Linked DNA regions of Homo sapiens: region 1 is linked to region 2. A link is an interaction called in ENCODE POLR2A ChIA-PET data of the cell type or tissue named here. Cell type or tissue: B cell. All regions are shown on one strand.

Region 1 (4,000 bases), 170 kb after region 2:
CAAGCTTTGCATTCAAGGTTTTACAACTATCCCATGGTAGAGCTTAGCATCTGTTAGCTAATGAAACAGACTGGGCGTCGCCAGAGAAAAGCACCCACTGGTCTCAAACTCCTGACCTCAAGTGATCCACCCACCTCAGCCTCCCAAAGTGCTGGAATCACAGGTGTGAGCCACGGCATCCAGCCACCTCAAGTCTCTTGTCTGTTAAATGGGAGATAAAAATATGTCCTCCACCTGTTTCACAAGAATGGGGTAAGATTCAAAGAGAGTAAGCCACTTCCTGGCTGCATAACCTTAAACAACAGCTTATACATAACTTCTTCAGGTCTTCGCTCTTTTATTTATAAGATGGGAAAATTCTTGTTCATACGGCTCCAGAATATGACAGGAGATGAAGCCACCAAATGCTGAGTGCAGTGCCTGGCCCAGAGCTTGAAGTTTCCCAGTATTCAATGATTAGAGGGTGCTTTGTAAAACATAAAGTCAACACGCAGTTGGCCTCCCATATCCACGGGCTCTGCATTTGTGGATTTAATCAACCATGGATTGAAAACATTCAGAAAAAAAAAAAAACTGTATCTGTACTGAATATGTATGGACTTTTTCTGTTGCCATTATTCCCTAAACAATACAGTATAGCAACTATTTACATAGCATTTACATTATATCTAGAGATGAGTTAAAATATACCAGAGGCTGTGTATAGGTTATATGCAAATATGACACCATTTTCTGTCAGGGACTTGTGCATCTGCAGATTTTGGTATCCTCAGGAGGTCCTGGAACCAATCCCTCACAGACACCTAGGAAAAACTATGATTGGAGAGCCTTGTCCCTCACCGCATCCCATCTAGCACACAGCAACCTTAAGTTTGTGTGCAATTTCAAATGTACTTAGGCCCTGAGGGTGAGAATTAGGTTTGGGGAGGTTTAGGGTATTGGGTTTTTTTAAATTATCTGAAAGACCCCAAAATAGCCACCTGCCCAAGGCAGCAACCCAGAAGCAATGAGCAGATGAACATGGGGGCTATCCCTGTGAAGCCGAGGCACCATGTGTTTGTGAAGGAAGAGGAAGAAAGGAGGATGAGGAGGAGAAGGAGGAATAGGAGGAGAAGGAGGAAGAGGAGGAGAAAGAGGAAGAGGAGGAGAAGGAGGAGGAAGAGGAAGAGGAGGGGAAGGAGGAATAGGAGGAGAAGGAGGAAGAGGAGGAGGAGGAATAGGAGAAGGAGGAAGAGGAGGAGGAGGAAGAGGAGGAGGAGGAAGAGGAGGAGGAAGAGGAGGAGAAGGAGGAAGATGAGGAGAGGGAGGAAGAGGAGAAGGAGGAAGAGGAGAAGGAGGAGGAAGAGGAGGAGAAGGAGGAAGAGGAGGAGGAGAAGGAGGAAGAGGAGGAGAAGAAGGAGGAAGAGGAGGAGAAGGAGGAAGAGGAGGAGAAGAAGGAGGAAGAGGAGGAGAAGGAGGAAGAGGAGGAGAAGGAGGAAAAAGAGGAGGAAAAGAAGGAGGAAGAAGAAGAGGAGGAGGAGGAAGAAGATGAGCAGAAGGAGGAGGAGGATGAGGAGGAAAAGGAGAAGAAGGAAGAGAATGAGGATAAAGAGGAGAATGAGGATAAGGAGCAGGATGAGGAGGAAGAGAAGAAGGAGGAGGATGAGGATAAGGAGGAGGATGAGGAAGAGGATGAAGAGGAAGAAGAGAAGAAGGAGGAGGATGAGGATAAGGAGGAGGATCAGGAAGAGGATGAGGAGGAAGAAGAGAAGGAGGAGGATGAGGAGGAAGAGGAGGAGGAAGAAGAGAAGGAGGAAGAGGAGGAAGAAGAGGAGGAGGAAGAGGAGGAGGAGGAGGAAGAGGAGGAGGAGGAAGAGGAGGAGGAGGAAGAGGAGGAGGAGGAAGAGGAGGAGGAGGAAGAGGAGGAGGAGGAGGCAGCAGCAGCAGTTCCTTCCTGGCTCCAGGAAGCAGCTCTGCACCCACCAGCGCCCGAGGCAGCCGTGGTCACACCATCACACCCAGCTCCAGACTGAACAAAGGATCCTGCCAGTGGCCACAGGGAGCCTGCACCCAGACCTGTTTTTCCAAGGATGCCAGGCTGAACGCCCAACCCTGGGTGTAGCTAAATGGGTCTAGCTGGGTGTAGCTTCACTGCATCTCCTGCCGAATTGGTGATACCGCAAATCCAAAGGAGCCCTGCTTCACCTCCAATGGCAGCTTTCAGAAAGTAGAAGGGATCAGTCTACACGAAACATGAAGATCATGGAGAAAAATGTACAACCAGCCAGATCACCCCATACCCTGCGGCTGGCTCTGGGGCCTCTAGCACATCCCCCATCCCAAATTCACCTACCAATCTAATGTCCGCTCATCCCTCAAGGACTGACTTGCAGAAGTCTTGCCCCTCTGCAAAGCCACCACTACAGAACAATCTGTCTGACCCTCCTGTTCTCCCACAATCCTCCTCACTCCATCCTGGGCTCATTCACTGAATAATCATGCTCCTGTCTCTGACTTGGACAGGCAGTGGCTTTGCTGCCAGGAACACAAGGATGGAAAGCAGCCCCTCCTTAGAGGAGCCCAGCCCAGAAGATGAGACAAACAAGGAAGAGATGATTATGTCTCAACACAGGGCTGTTGCAGGACCGATGTGAGCAGAAGGCTACACACACACAGAAGGGGAAACCCAGCCCAAGGAATCTAGAAGGCTCCCCGGAGGTGGGATGTCTCAGAGGGACTCGGAAGGACAAGTAGGTAGCCACCAAGCAGAAGAGGACAGGACAACATTCTAAGCAGAAAGGTTTCCAAGGGCTGTGTGAGTCCTTGGGAATGGCTGGATTGCGGGGTACCTGGGAAGGGAAGACAGTGCCTGCCTTCTAGAGGCAGAAGTGAGAACCACTTTGTGAAAAGGAAATGGTCAGATGCAGCTTTAAAATCGTCACGATGTCAGCAAAACCAGGAGGACAGCATTTTAGGGGCTATTGCAAAAGTCCGAGAGAAGAAATGAGACTGAACCAGAATAACAGCCGTAGAGGTTAGAGGTGACGGCCACAGGGAGAAGGGGACAGAGTTGTTTTTTGTTTTTTTTTTTTTTTTTGAGACGGAATCTCGCTCTGTCACTCAGGCTGGAATGCAGCGGCATGATCTCAGCTCATTGTAACCTCCGCCTCTCAGGTTCAAGCGATTCTCCTGCCTCAGCCTCTCGAGTCACCGGGACTACAGGCACCCGCCAACATGCCTGGCTAATTTTTGTATTTTTAGTAGAGACAGGGTTTCACCATGTTACCCAGGGTAGTCTCGAACTCCTGAGCTCAGGCAATCCACCCGCCTTGGCCTCCCAAAGTGCTGGGATTACAGGCTTGAGCCATCACGCCCAGCCGGGAACAGATAGTCTTCCAGGAGCTGTTCAGCAACTGGGGTCCTTATTACTCAACCTCCGCTACTAAGCAGCTGCTCCTTGCAAGTAGCCACCAGCTTTCCTAGTTCTGTACTCAGCCGGTAAGTACAGCTGACCATAAAGTTTTAAATACTATACATTTAAAACAGTGTGAGTTTTAAATAGTGTGTGTCAGGCGTATCCTGACACATAGGTGTTTGACCTCCCTAACCCTGATAGGAGCTGAACAAAGAACATGGTTATACAAACTGAAAAACCAAAGAACCACACCTAGGCTAACCCAACAAGATCAGAGGTAGCTCAGCCGGTGCCTAAAATAAAACAGCCTTCAGCAAACCACTGCTGGGCCAGGAGAGACTCGGGAAGCGGGAGGCCCGTGCACAAAGACCAAGGAGGCAAGAAGCCATGTTTCTCCGGGTTCACCACTCACCACTCATCTCTATCCAGGTGGCTGTGTGACTATGGCCAAGTCACCAACCCTCTCTGGGCCTCAGATCCTACATCCACCAGCTGGAAGTGAGGATCTGTGACATGCACATAGGCAGCCACCATCTTCTGACCCCCACAGTGGGAAGAGAGCCACAGGCAGGTCAGGTGCGGCCTCCTAGCCTGCCCAGAACACCG
Region 2 (4,000 bases):
AGCTGGGTGGTGGGTGGGGAGGGCAGGCGCAGAAGGGGTCTCTGGGAGAGGAGGCTTTGCAATCGTGGTCTATTGTGATCAGGAAGATGGCAGCTCTCTGTATTCATAATCCACACAGCGATGTCACTTCCAAATGCACAAAGACTTCATACTCACTATCTTTCCACAGCCGGGGCTAAAAAGTTGGAAGATCCTATCTCAGAGTGTTGGGTTATGAAAACAGGAGACCACCTCTTGGAAGTACAGGTATTCAGGAGGACGTGCATGCACACCAGGGGACCCCAGAGGACAGCTGAGTGTCACTCAGGTGTTTCCTCTTCTTCTCAGAGATTTCCAATTATCCAGGAAGCCACCGTCCCCTTTGGCAAGGCCTGGGATGCCAGGCTCAAGGAGGCTGCGGTGCCCCCTCCGTTTTGAGGGCAGCGGCTCGGTGGGAAAGTCGATGGGTAGCTGGAACTGATAACACGAGCCTTTGGGGAAAGGACAGGGTGTGGAGGAAGAGAAGGGATTTCTGCAGCGGGGCCAGGCTCCCGGGAGACGCATGGAGACTTGCGGGCCTCAGGGAGGGAAGGCCTCGGTATCCTCAGGGGCTCACCTGGGCTCTGATCCTACTTGTGCTGTCAATGCAAAGGCTGTGTGTGTTCCCAGGACTTCCCACCACCATTTGTCTCGGCAGCTGCTTGCTGGTATGTGTATGACCCAGGCCTCACAGCTGTGTCTGTGGGGCAGGCTAGGCCTCCCCGCCCCCGCCCCTCCGAGCAATGCCTTTCAGGAAGCCTCCCGTGGCTGCGCAGGCCACAGCAGCAGCGAGCAGCCCTAGAGCCCCGGGTTCCCGGCCAAGGAAGAGGCGAGAATGGGTTGCTGTGGCATGTGAGTGCATCGTCCGCAAGGCGGGGACCGGGTCTTCTTGCTATTTTGGGTGGTATTCTGGGTGCCCCCCAGGGGACTCAATAAACACTTGTAGGGCATCATGGTGACCATGGCAGAGACCGCCTCTGTCCACCAGGGACAGCAGCTCATCTCCTGAAATGCAGATGCAGAGACGCTTCTGAGAGATCCCATGTCTCACCTCAAAGTCACGAAGTCAGTGAACGTCTGGTGAAAAAAAATGTCATGCCTGGAGCAAGAAAGACTCTTCTGTGAAGCGCTCAAATGCATGAACGAGAGTAAATCCGTTCACCGTCCAAATATGCCTTATCCTGGACAGGTAGATGGGTGGACAGTGTTGTTTGCTTTTAATTTTAAAATATCTTTTAAAAAATGACCGTATAGGCCAGGGACAGTGGCTCACACCTATAACCTCAGCACTTTGGGAGGCTGAGGCAGGAGGATAGCTTGGGCTCAGGAATTCGAGGCCAGCCTGGGCAACATGGGGAGACCCCCCCCCCATCTCTACAAAAAATTTTAAAAATTAGCTGAGTATGGTGGTGCACGCCTATGGTCCCAGCTACCTCGGAGGCTGAGGCAGGAGGATAGCTTGGACTCAGGAGTTTGAGGCTGCAGTGAGCCAGAATCATGCCACTGCACTTCAGCCTGGGGAACACAATGAGATCTTGTCTCAAAAAAAAAAAAAAAAAAAAATGCAGCTATAGAAACCAAGGTTGGAGGAGGAGCGAGTCAGGGAAGGGACAGGACTGGGGACTCAGTAGGGAGAAGGGCTGATTCCCAGGCGCTGTTCTAAAGACTTCCTTTCTCTTACCACAAAGCAATGCATGAGCCAGAAGGAACAGGAGGCTTTAGTAGGCCAAGTGACTCTGCCCCCATCTCCTCTGGGCACTCAGGGAGGGCTGGTGGCAAACATGATGGAAGACTCAAGTTATCATAGAGTCCACGTGCAGGCCTTGTGGTAGTATCGCCAGAGCTCTCATGACCTAGAAACACGGCAGCCACACTTCTGTCATCTTTCTTGCTCCCTGGGGATTCTCTACTGCAAACGGACAGGGCATTGCCTTTCAGGAATAAAAAGAGGCTGCTTCCCAACACCAAGAATCCATCTGGTAAGGACTGAGCTGCTATGAACTGGGCAAAAGGAACCAACCTCCTGGATGGGTGGCTGGGGTGGTGGCTTGGGCTGGTGACCATCCTAGGATGATGGTCCTTCTTTTCATTGAAAAAGGAAGTTCAGCAAGAGCTTAAGGATCTTAAGATACCATTCAAAGAGTTTTCTACTTCCTTGGAAGACTTGAATGTGGCTGTATTTGTTTTGCATTCAGCCCAAGAAAGGTAATGGAAGGAGCCTCATAAAACAAGAGCTGGTCTTGAACAAAAAAATACTGCACATTAAAAAGATTTGAGGGAAGCCCAGCTATTTCTTCTCCCCCATTTCTTTGTAAAAGGGCCTCAAAATGATCAGTCCCAAAGGCCAGGACCCTTTTAGCGGTACGCCCCAGGACCCAGGGGTAGAGTCCGGGGGTTAGGCATGGAAACCGGGCCTCACAGCTGGTGTGCTCACGACTGTCCTCCCCACGGCTCATGCTCCAATGCTGCCTGCGTCATCCAGAGAAATGTGTTTGGGATGATCACCCCCAAAGCCCCGCTGAGAGCCCACAGCAGGGGTGGGCTCCCAGGCATTCCCATTCTGTGGTTTGGGGTGGAACCTGCGAGTCTGCACTTTTGACAGGAGGTGCAGCTGCAGCTAGGGCAGGGTCCACATGGTGAGAGACCCTGGCAGCTGCTGGGTGGCACAGTCAGACATCAGGGACTCAGCCGGGCAGGGGACAGTGAGGTCAAATGTTCACCCTGTCCTGGACGGGAGGTGGGAGCAGATTGGCCCCTGGTCACTTCTTCGAGGCAGGAGGAGGTGGCCAGCTGCTCCCTGGGGATGGACAGCCCTGCTACAAGGGTCTGGGGGCTGCCTTCAGAGGCCCCTGGGCTGGCAAAGCCACCAAGTCCTCTAGGAGCTCCTGCCTGAAACTTTGAAATGTCCGATAGATCTTGCCTCTGCCCCACCTTCCTGGGGAAGGAACAGTGACTTTGTCTTGAGCCCTTTGGTGGCTTGGTCTCTCCTTGGGCCTCTCATTTGCCCAGAGAGACTACCCCATCCATGCCACATGGGCCAGCACATTGATGGGGCTGTGAAGGTCTCAAAACCCTGTGAACGCTTCAGGAACATGCCGGGCCCCTGGGCCAGCCTCCCTCCCCGCTACAGACACGACGCTGCTCCGTCAGGATGAGCGCACTGCCTCACTTCCCGATGCTCCTGTGGGCCCCGAGGCTTTGGGACACTTGGGGTTTCATGACACATCTTTACGGTCCTATGCTTCTGTTAAAAATAGAGCAAAAATCCCCCAATGCAAACCTCTTGCAAATGACTGGCTTTAGCAGTCAGGACCTGCTTAGAAGGAAAGAGGCCCATCGCCCACCAGGCTGCAAACACCTAGATCCGCGTGCCAGCCGCCTTCCTGAAGGAAGAGCAGACAGAGGTGGGTGCGACAGTGGCTCGGCGTGCCCCTCGAGGAGAAGGGCTCAGCCTAGGCGACTCCGAGGGCCCCAGGAGAGGACATTCTGGCTGGGAGGGGGAAGTCCCACGTGTGTCTGGAACATTTAATTCAGATTGTTCCAAGCCGACAGAAGGGTGACACCAATGTGAGGAAATGGCTCCAGAGATAGATGTGGGTAAATACAACCAATCCTTCAAAGGTGAAGTATGGATCACTTTCTACATTTAATAAAGACATTTTCTCATTTGAGGCTCTGGAAGTCTTGAGTCACATTTTTTTTTTTTTGATAACCCCCTCCCCGCTAAAATGCCTTGGAACACATGGCTTAACAGTGGCTGCACAGAAAATATACACCCTCAAAGTCTCACTTTCATTTAAATACAAATATACAAAATGTAAACTGAGACAGTAGAGAAATTTACAAAACTTTTCTTTAAAAATCATAAAGACAAAATTCAGTTCTAGTTATGACGCTATTAAAATACGTGCAAGTTGTCGTATCCAATTGGATTTCTATTGCAATGTTCACCAAAGACAAATCCAATCCACCCCGGCCGGGG

The links. ChIA-PET counts read pairs that join two places held together with the same protein. Peaks named below come from ENCODE experiments on the same cell type or tissue, not always from the same donor. Only the 100,000 strongest peaks of a DNase experiment are listed, where the experiment ranks them.
Region 1: POLR2A ChIA-PET joins it to region 2 with 5 read pairs; 3 of 35 experiments call an interaction of 5 or more read pairs at or near these places.

What each region holds. Positions count from the first base shown.
Region 1 is chr10:119,289,423-119,293,422 of GRCh38, reverse strand. The region is part of intron 1 of GRK5 (G protein-coupled receptor kinase 5); the gene reads right to left. Among named protein-coding and RNA genes, the nearest start is that of GRK5-AS1, 48 kb to the left of the region's middle. In B cell, no CTCF peak of the experiment used is centred here; no DNase peak of the experiment used is centred here; H3K27ac peaks cover 2,285 bases.
Region 2 is chr10:119,455,265-119,459,264 of GRCh38, reverse strand. GRK5 (G protein-coupled receptor kinase 5) reads right to left here. Exons shown (of 16, transcript NM_005308.3): 16 at 1-4,000. Among named protein-coding and RNA genes, the nearest start is that of MIR4681, 79 kb to the right of the region's middle. In B cell, no CTCF peak of the experiment used is centred here; no DNase peak of the experiment used is centred here.